2 separate regions of the Homo sapiens genome follow, and region 1 is linked to region 2. The links are chromatin loops, found by intact Hi-C in ENCODE. Cell type or tissue: HepG2. All regions are shown on one strand.

Region 1 (4,000 bases), 57 kb before region 2:
GAAGAATGTATTTTATGTTAATTTGGGGTGGAGAGTTCTGTAGTTGTCTATTAGTTCTGCTTAGTCCAGAGCTGAGTTCAAGACCTGAATATCCTTGTTAATTTTCTGTCTCATTGATCTGTCTAATATTGACAGTGGGGTGTTAAAGTCTCCCACTATTATTGTGTGGGAGCCTAAGTCTCTTTGTAGGTCTCTAAGAACTTGCTTTATGAATCTAGGTGCTCCTGTATTGGGTGCATATATATTTAGAACAGTCAGCACTTCTTGTTGCATTGATCCCTTCACCATTATGTAATGCCCTTCTTTGTCTTTTTTGATCTTTGTTGTTTTAAAGTCTGTTTTATCAGAGAGTAGGATTGCAACCCCTGCCTTCCTTTTTTCTTTCCATTTGCTTTGTAAATATTCCTGCATCCCTTTATTTTTAGCCTATGTGTGTCTTTACACATGAGATGGGTCTCCTGAATACAGCACACCTATGGGTCTTGACTGTTTAATCTGATTTGCCAGTCTCTGTCTTTTAATTGGGCATTTAGCCCATTCACATTTAAGTTTAATATTGTTATGTGTGAATTTGATCCTGTCATTATGATGTTCACTGGTTATTTTGCCCGTTAGTTGATGCAGTTCCTTCATAGTGTCAATGGTCTTTACATTTTGATTTGTTTTTGCAGTGGCTGGTACCAGTTTTTCCTTTCCATATTTAGGGCTTCCTTCAGGAGCTCTCATAAGACAGGTCTGGTGGTCACAAAATCCCTCAGCATTTGCCTCTCTGTAAAGGATTTTATTTCTCCTCCACTTATAAAGCTTAGTTTGGCTGGATATAAAATTCTGGGTTGAAAATTCTTTTCTTTAAAAATGTTGAATATTCGCCTCCACTTTCTTCTGGCTAGTAGGGTTTCTTCAGAGAGATTGCTGCTAACATTTGATTGGCTTCCCTTTGTTGGTAACCCGACCTTTCTTACTGGCTGCCCTTAACATTTTTTACTTCATTTCAACCTTGGTGAATCTGATGATTATGTGTCTTGGGGTTGCTCTTCTCAAAAAATATCTTTGTGGTCTTCTCTTTATTTCCTGAATTTGGATGTTGACCTGTATTGCTAGGTTGGGGAAGTTCTGCTGTGTAATTTCCTGAAGAGTGTTTTCCAACTTGGTTCCATTCTCCCCATCACTTTCAGGCACACCAATCAAATGTAGGTTTGGTCTTTTCACATAGTCCCCTATTTCTTGGAGGCTTTGTTTGTTCCTTTTCATTCTTTTTTCTCTAATCTTGTCTTCATGCTTGATTTCATTAAGTTGATCTTCAATCTCTGATGTCCTTTTTCCACTTGATCTATTCGGCTATTGATACTTGTGTATGCTTCACAAAGTTCTCCTCCTGTGTTTTTCAGCTCCATCAGGTAATTTAGGCTCTTCTGTAAACTGGTTACTCTTGTTAGCAATTCCTCTAACCTTTTATCAAGGTTCTTAGCTTCCTTGCATTTGGTTAGAACTTGCTCCTTTAGCTCAGAGGAGTTTATTACCCATCTTCTAAATAAAGCCTACTTCTGTCAATTTGTCAAACTCATTCTCCAACCAGTTTTGTCCCTTGCTGGCGAGGAGCTGTGATCCTTTGCAGGAGAAGAGGCATTCTGGGTTTTGGCATTTTCAGCCTTTTTGCACTGGTTTTTCCTCATCTTCCTTGGATTTATTTACCTTTGGTCTTTGCTGTTGGTGACCTTTGGATGAAGTTTTTGCTTGGTCATTTTTTTTAAAGTTGATTCTATTGCTTTCTGTTTGTTAGTTTCCCTTCTAACATTCAGGCCCCTCTTCTGCAGGTGTGCTGGAGTTTGCTGGGGGTCCACTCTAGATCCTGTTTGCCTGAGTATCACCAGCGGACACTGTAGAACAGCAAAGATTGCTGCCTGCTCCTTCCTCTGGAAGCTTCGTCCCAGAGGGGCACCTGCAAGATGCCAACCAGAGCTCTCCTGTATGAGTTGTCTGTTGACCCCTGCTGGGAGGTGTCTCCCTTTCAGGAGGCTCAGGGGTCAGGGACCCACTTGAGGAGGCAGTCTGTCCCTTAGCAGAGCTTAAATGTTGTGCTGGAAGATCTGCTTCTGTCTTCAGAGCCAGCAGGCAGGAATATTTAAGTCCACTGAAGCTGTGCCCACAGCAGCCCCTTCCCCCAGGTCCCAGGGAGATGATGGGAGTTTTATCTATAACCTCCTAACTGGGACTGCTGCCTTTCTTTCAGAGATGCCCTACCCAGAGAGGAGGAATCTAGAGAGAGTCTGCCTAATTTGGCTTTGCTGCGCTGCAATGGGCTCCCTCCAGTCCAAAGTTCCTGGAGGCTTTGTTTACATTGTGAGGGAAAAACCGCTTACTCAAGCCTCAGTAATGGCAGACGCCCCTCCCCCCATCAAGCTCCAATGTCCCAGGTCAACTTCAGACTGTTGTGCTGGCAGCGAGAATTTCAAGTCAGTGGATCTTAGCTTGCTTGGCTCTGTGGGGTTGGAATCTGCTTAACAAGACCACTTGGCTACCTGGCTTCAGCCCCCTTTCCAGGGGAGTGAGTGGTTCTGTCTCACTTGCGTTCCAGGCACCACACAATTGGAAATGTAGAAATTACCTGCCTTCTGCGTTGGTCTCCCTGGGCGCTGCAGACTGGGGCTGTTCCTCTTCAGCCATCTTGCAGGGAATCACAATAAAGAATTTTTAAAAGGAAGAGAAAAGCAATCATCACTATTTTGGTTTTGTTTTGTTTTAGGAGTAACTGACTACTGAACAGTACTGCATGTTTCTGAGGTTCCTCTGTTATTCCTGTAGTTCACTACCTCTGCATCCTCCCCAGGACAAGAAATTCATTTTCCTTATTGTACTGTGTTATGCCAAGAATATTACTATTGTTCGGTGAATATAAAATAATCATTATAGCAACAATTTTTTTGGCGTCCTAAATAAGGCTGATCCATGGCAACGGTACTATGCAAAGAAAAGAATAAAGTCAAAACACTTGTAAAACCTTTTACTTATTGGTATCAGACATCTGTTATTTTATTAATCCTCACAATGTCTTTTAAAGGTTTTGTTATTTGTATCTACAATCCGGGGAGAAGAAACTGAAGTACAGAGGGGCAAAACGATTGTTACCTAGTTGAATGACAAATTAGATGAGAATCCAATATCCACAAGGTGTTAGGCCCTGGAAACATTAATCTCATGTATTATTAGCTATTCTCACATACATATAAGCGATCTTTCAAATGAAAAGGAAACATAACCAAGAATAAAAATACATTTTTTTTTGTTTTCAAAGAGCTATCAATTTCAATTAAAAACCCTGACATGAAATGTCTTAATGTACCTGTTACTCAGTACCAAAAAAAAGTAAAGAAAAATTTAGTAGTCTAAGAATTAGAACAAGAGATAAGATGGTCCTGGGATGATTCCAGTACGTTTTGTTTATCTACAGGAGATTATCTGCTTTGCGAATATTCATGACTAATTTTGAATCTTAGAGCTGTATTGCCCCACTGCCTGGTTAGCTTTGAGGCCCTTTCCTCCCACTACCCAGCTGGTGTGTGCTCAGGGAAGACAAACTCTTTTAATACCAATCCAAGCAAAACACAATTAGGAAAGCAAATGTGTTGGGAAAATAACAATATCATGGATTACAAAGCCAAATAAGAAAGATTTGAATGTCACCTACCCTTTGAAGTATTGAACTATTGTTTCTACGTGATGCTTAGGCAATTGAATTGGGCCAGTCATATCACAAAGAGGTCTTTAATCCGTAAGAGGGTCCCCCTCCTTGTTTGTTTTGCTCAGAATAATTGAATTGGAGAGTTTGGCTCTGTCAGAGAAGTAGCCACAAGCCTGATTCTTTTGCAATGACCTGCAGATAATTCCAGAAAAAAATTGAACCATCTACCAGGAAAAGCTATGGCCATAACTTAAAAATCACATTTCTCTTCCTTGTTGAAAATACCCAGATCTCAAGATGATCTTATAACTACATCTGAAA
Region 2 (4,000 bases):
ATTCACCTGGCACATTGGATTCATCTTTTTGCTTACACTTAAATCTTTTCTAGTATTCGTTTAAGTCAGTAACATATTAAGGTTAAAAAAAAAAAAAAAGACAGTGAACATTGATTCCCTTAAATGGAGTTCTAAGAAAGTTGAGAATTTACCAAGTCAGGCACATTTTCAGTCTTCATAAGGAAAGCTTTAATTTACAATCACTGTGAAACCCCATGATACACTAAAATAGTACATTGTCAAAAGTACCAAACTATTGGGAAAAAGATGTTAATGTGATGATATTTCTAATTTTAGTCTATCCCTATATTACAGTCCTATAGCACCTTTTCTCCAAGGAGATCAGAATGCTTTATATTTAGAATAAGACGGAAATACAAATCAAAGTGAAAGTTCCCCCAGAATTATGTTGTAAAGATTAAGAGCCACAGAAGAAGAGATAAAGGGGATCAGAAGAAAATAGAAGCATGAGCAATAGGAATCCATGCAGACCCTGGCAAGTTGTCTGACTTAAGCGTTGCTGCTGCTACCTTCTCTAAATTTAGTAGTAAGGACAGACAATAGGGGCTATTCAAGGGAAACCTCTTGTTTGGTCCAGTCTAATATATCTTGATGTAGCACCATATTTTAACCATTCCTATCCTTCCCCAGTGTCATTAGGGCTTAGTTCTCCAATTCCCTCAGAGGATTATCAAAGGTCAAGGCTTGTCTTATGAGTTGTATTTTGTACATGTGGTTTAGTGACTGATAATAGTAAGAGGGAGGGTCACTCAGAGAGTACCCGCAACTATTACAAACATCTTCAGGATATCTTTATTCTGGTACTTCTCAGAAGAAGGTATGGCTTTATGCAAGTATTTTCTTTCTATTTGATTATGATAAAATGTTTTTTGATACCAACGGATGCCAATGTAAAACTTCCAATAATTCAGAAACAAACACAATTTTCATTCTCGCTTATTGAATTCTATTAATATATATAGACAGGGAATCTGAATTCAGATGTGTTATGTTCAAATCATGGCACATTAATGCCACTAATTACTACCTAAATTAGCAAGTTATTTAATCCCTCTGTGCCTCAGTTTTGGCATCTTTTCCACTGGGTATAAAATGCTTCCTACCTCAGATTGTTCTGAGGGTTACTATGTGGCACATAGAAATAAATGAATACATTTATCTATTAAGTGCATGGGAAATATTTTTTATTCAGGGTCCTAATACAAGCAGAAAAATATCTAGACTCATTGACAGTTGGAAATACTCCATGCCCTGCCTCTAGGGACGAGAAGCTCACCTTTGGAAACTATGGCTATATTATAGGACTTCCTGTAGGGAGTGTTGGGTTAAATCCTGACAAGTAATAATTTGTAAGGATGTTTTGAGAGATCATCAAAGGAGGCATGCCATTATGTTGGAAAGATCTTGATTACAGCAGAGTTGCTTATTCAACATTAACCTACATAGCCTAGTGCAAAAATAATGGTAAAGAAATAAATATTTAAAAAGAATAGCACTCATTTCTGTGTTCTCAACAACTTTCTGCAGTGCTCTGAAGTAAGGCACAGGTTCATCTGACCATCACAAAAATAAAAATTGAAATTGTATTATACTTTTTAGAGGACTTTTAATACAAATTTTATACAAAGTTTCCAAGGAGAAGCTACATATATTAAAATATTAATTATTATATCAGTTTGATACCTTAGGATAGTTAGAAAACTTTGATCAAGTTCCTTAAAAAACAGAGCAAACTGCGTGTAACACAAGACCTCTTCTCTTCCGCGTCTCTGCTACAAGTTCCCCTAGAGGTAGGGCTGAGAATACCAGGCTATGCAACTAAGTCTAGAGTCCCTGGGAACCCACAGAAGACACTAGGATCTGGGGTTTGTTCTGACACCCTACACCAATTTAGCATAAGGTTGATTTCAGGCAGGACAAAAATAGTAATAGAGGCTCCAGTTCATATCAGGCACAGTAAATCTATTTTGGATTCTCACTGTAAATAATAAACAAAGTAATGAGACATAAAGATTTCCATGTCTTAATTATGCTGAAATCAAGAAGTAGACCTGAGCTGATTGACAGAATATGCCCCACGGGAAGGTATCTAATGTGTTCAGAACAGTATGGAATACTATGAAAGTTCAAATATCCACTCCCCTTCCCCACATTCTTTCTGAATTGGAAGTTTTATGTGCAACAACAATTCTTAAGCAATAATTCTAAATATACTTTCTATTGGAAAATAAAAAATAATTATTATCTTTACTATCTGGTCAGATGCTATGATTTAAAACCTGGGCTACTTCATCTTTTAATTCTCATTCTATTTCTCTCATTCTATTCAATTATTCCCTTATTTCAAAGACTCTCATAATTTAAATGAACATTTTAAATTTTCTAACAGCTATTCTCAGTCTGGCTTCCCTCCCAGGTCTGGAGTCAGCACATTGAGACACTGCACTTTTCTTCATTATTGATTGATAAGTGACACCACTTTCCTGGGTTCACAGTCAGAGACGCAAGAACAGACAGTCCGGCTACACCATGGAGTTTAACACACACACACACATACACACACTACTGAAATTACAGTTCCTTTTTAAAGTAGGAAAGCAATCTAATACAGGTATAAACTATTAAATATTTCACATATCTAACAGTTTCAAAGGAACAGTTGAGTTTTTCTGCTATCGATTCTAGTGGTTTGCACCCAATTATTCATTCATTCATAAAGTCAACATACTTGAGTGCTTATCAGACATCAGGCTCTATGGATACGCTAGAAGTTATGAAAGTGTTTGGTGTACATGGAATGTCTGAGCTGGACAGTGGGAGAAAGAAATGGTGATAGCCTGAGTGGGAGGAGATGAGACCAGAAGAACACATGGAGGCAGATTTTGCACACCCCAGATGCAAAACTACATAATTTAGATCATATCCTACAGACATCTTGGAACCACTGGAAATTTTCAAATTTGAAGATGACAGATTTATCTTTGATGATTTTGGGGCAATAATTATGAGTGTTCTATGGAGACTGGATTGGAGTAGACAGAGAGGCTAGGGATTCCAGATCAAACAATGTTAAATGCAATCAAGATAGACAAGCTTAGATTAAAAAAAAAAATGCCTAGAAACAAATTTAACCACGGAGGTGGAAGACCTTTAGAGGGAAAGGTTCAAAGCACTGACAAAAGAAATTGAAGAGGATGCAAACAAATAGAAAGGCATCTCATGTTCATTCATCAAAAGAACTGATATTGTTAAAATGACTATACTACCCATAACAGTCTACAGATTCAATGCAATCCCCATCAAAATGCCAACATCATTTTACACAGAAATAGAAAAAAAATCCTAAAATTCATATGGAACAAAAAAAGAGTCTGAATAACCAAAGCAAAAGAAACACAGTGGAAGGCATCATGCTATCTGACTTCGAAATATATTGCAAGGCTATAGTAACTCAAACATCAGAGTATTGGCATAAAAACAGACACATAAACCAATAGAATAGAATAGAGAACCCAGAAATAAATTCATGTACTTACAGAGAACTGATTTTTGACAAATGTGTCAAGAACATACATTAAAGGAAGGGCATCCTCTCTAAAAAATGTTGCTAGAAAAATTGAATATTCATATGTGGAAGAATAAACTGGGCCTGTGTCTCTCACCATATGTATAAAACAATTCAACATGAATTAAAGACTTAAATGAGAGACCCAAAACTATAATACTACTAGAAGAAAATGTAAAGAAAGCACTTCAGGACATTCATCTAGGAAAAGATTTTGCGGCTAAGACCTCAAAAGCACAGACAACAAAAACAAAGAAAAATGGGAGTATAGTAAACTAAAATGCTTCTGCAGAGCAAAGGAAACACAGGATGAAGAGATAACCTGTTAAATGGAAGAAAATATTTGTCAAACTATTCTTGGAATGAAAGACTAACATTCAGAATGTATAAGAAACTCAAACAACTCAACAATTA

What was found. Hi-C counts contacts between places; a loop is a spot of excess contacts. Peaks named below come from ENCODE experiments on the same cell type or tissue, not always from the same donor. Only the 100,000 strongest peaks of a DNase experiment are listed, where the experiment ranks them.
Region 1: it touches region 2 in a loop (3-fold over the local background); 2 of 110 quality-filtered maps call a loop at or near these places.

What each region holds. Positions count from the first base shown.
Region 1 is chr14:29,026,835-29,030,834 of GRCh38, forward strand. All of the region lies in intron 2 of LINC02326 (long intergenic non-protein coding RNA 2326), which reads right to left. All of the region lies in intron 5 of LOC107984685 (a long non-coding RNA gene), which reads left to right. Among named protein-coding and RNA genes, the nearest start is that of LINC02326, 36 kb to the right of the region's middle. In HepG2, no CTCF peak of the experiment used is centred here; DNase peaks (open chromatin) are centred at 1,717 and 2,347; H3K4me3 peaks cover 1,263 bases.
Region 2 is chr14:29,083,971-29,087,970 of GRCh38, forward strand. All of the region lies in intron 8 of LOC107984685 (a long non-coding RNA gene), which reads left to right. Among named protein-coding and RNA genes, the nearest start is that of LINC02326, 21 kb to the left of the region's middle. In HepG2, a CTCF peak has its summit at 1,808; a DNase peak (open chromatin) is centred at 1,821.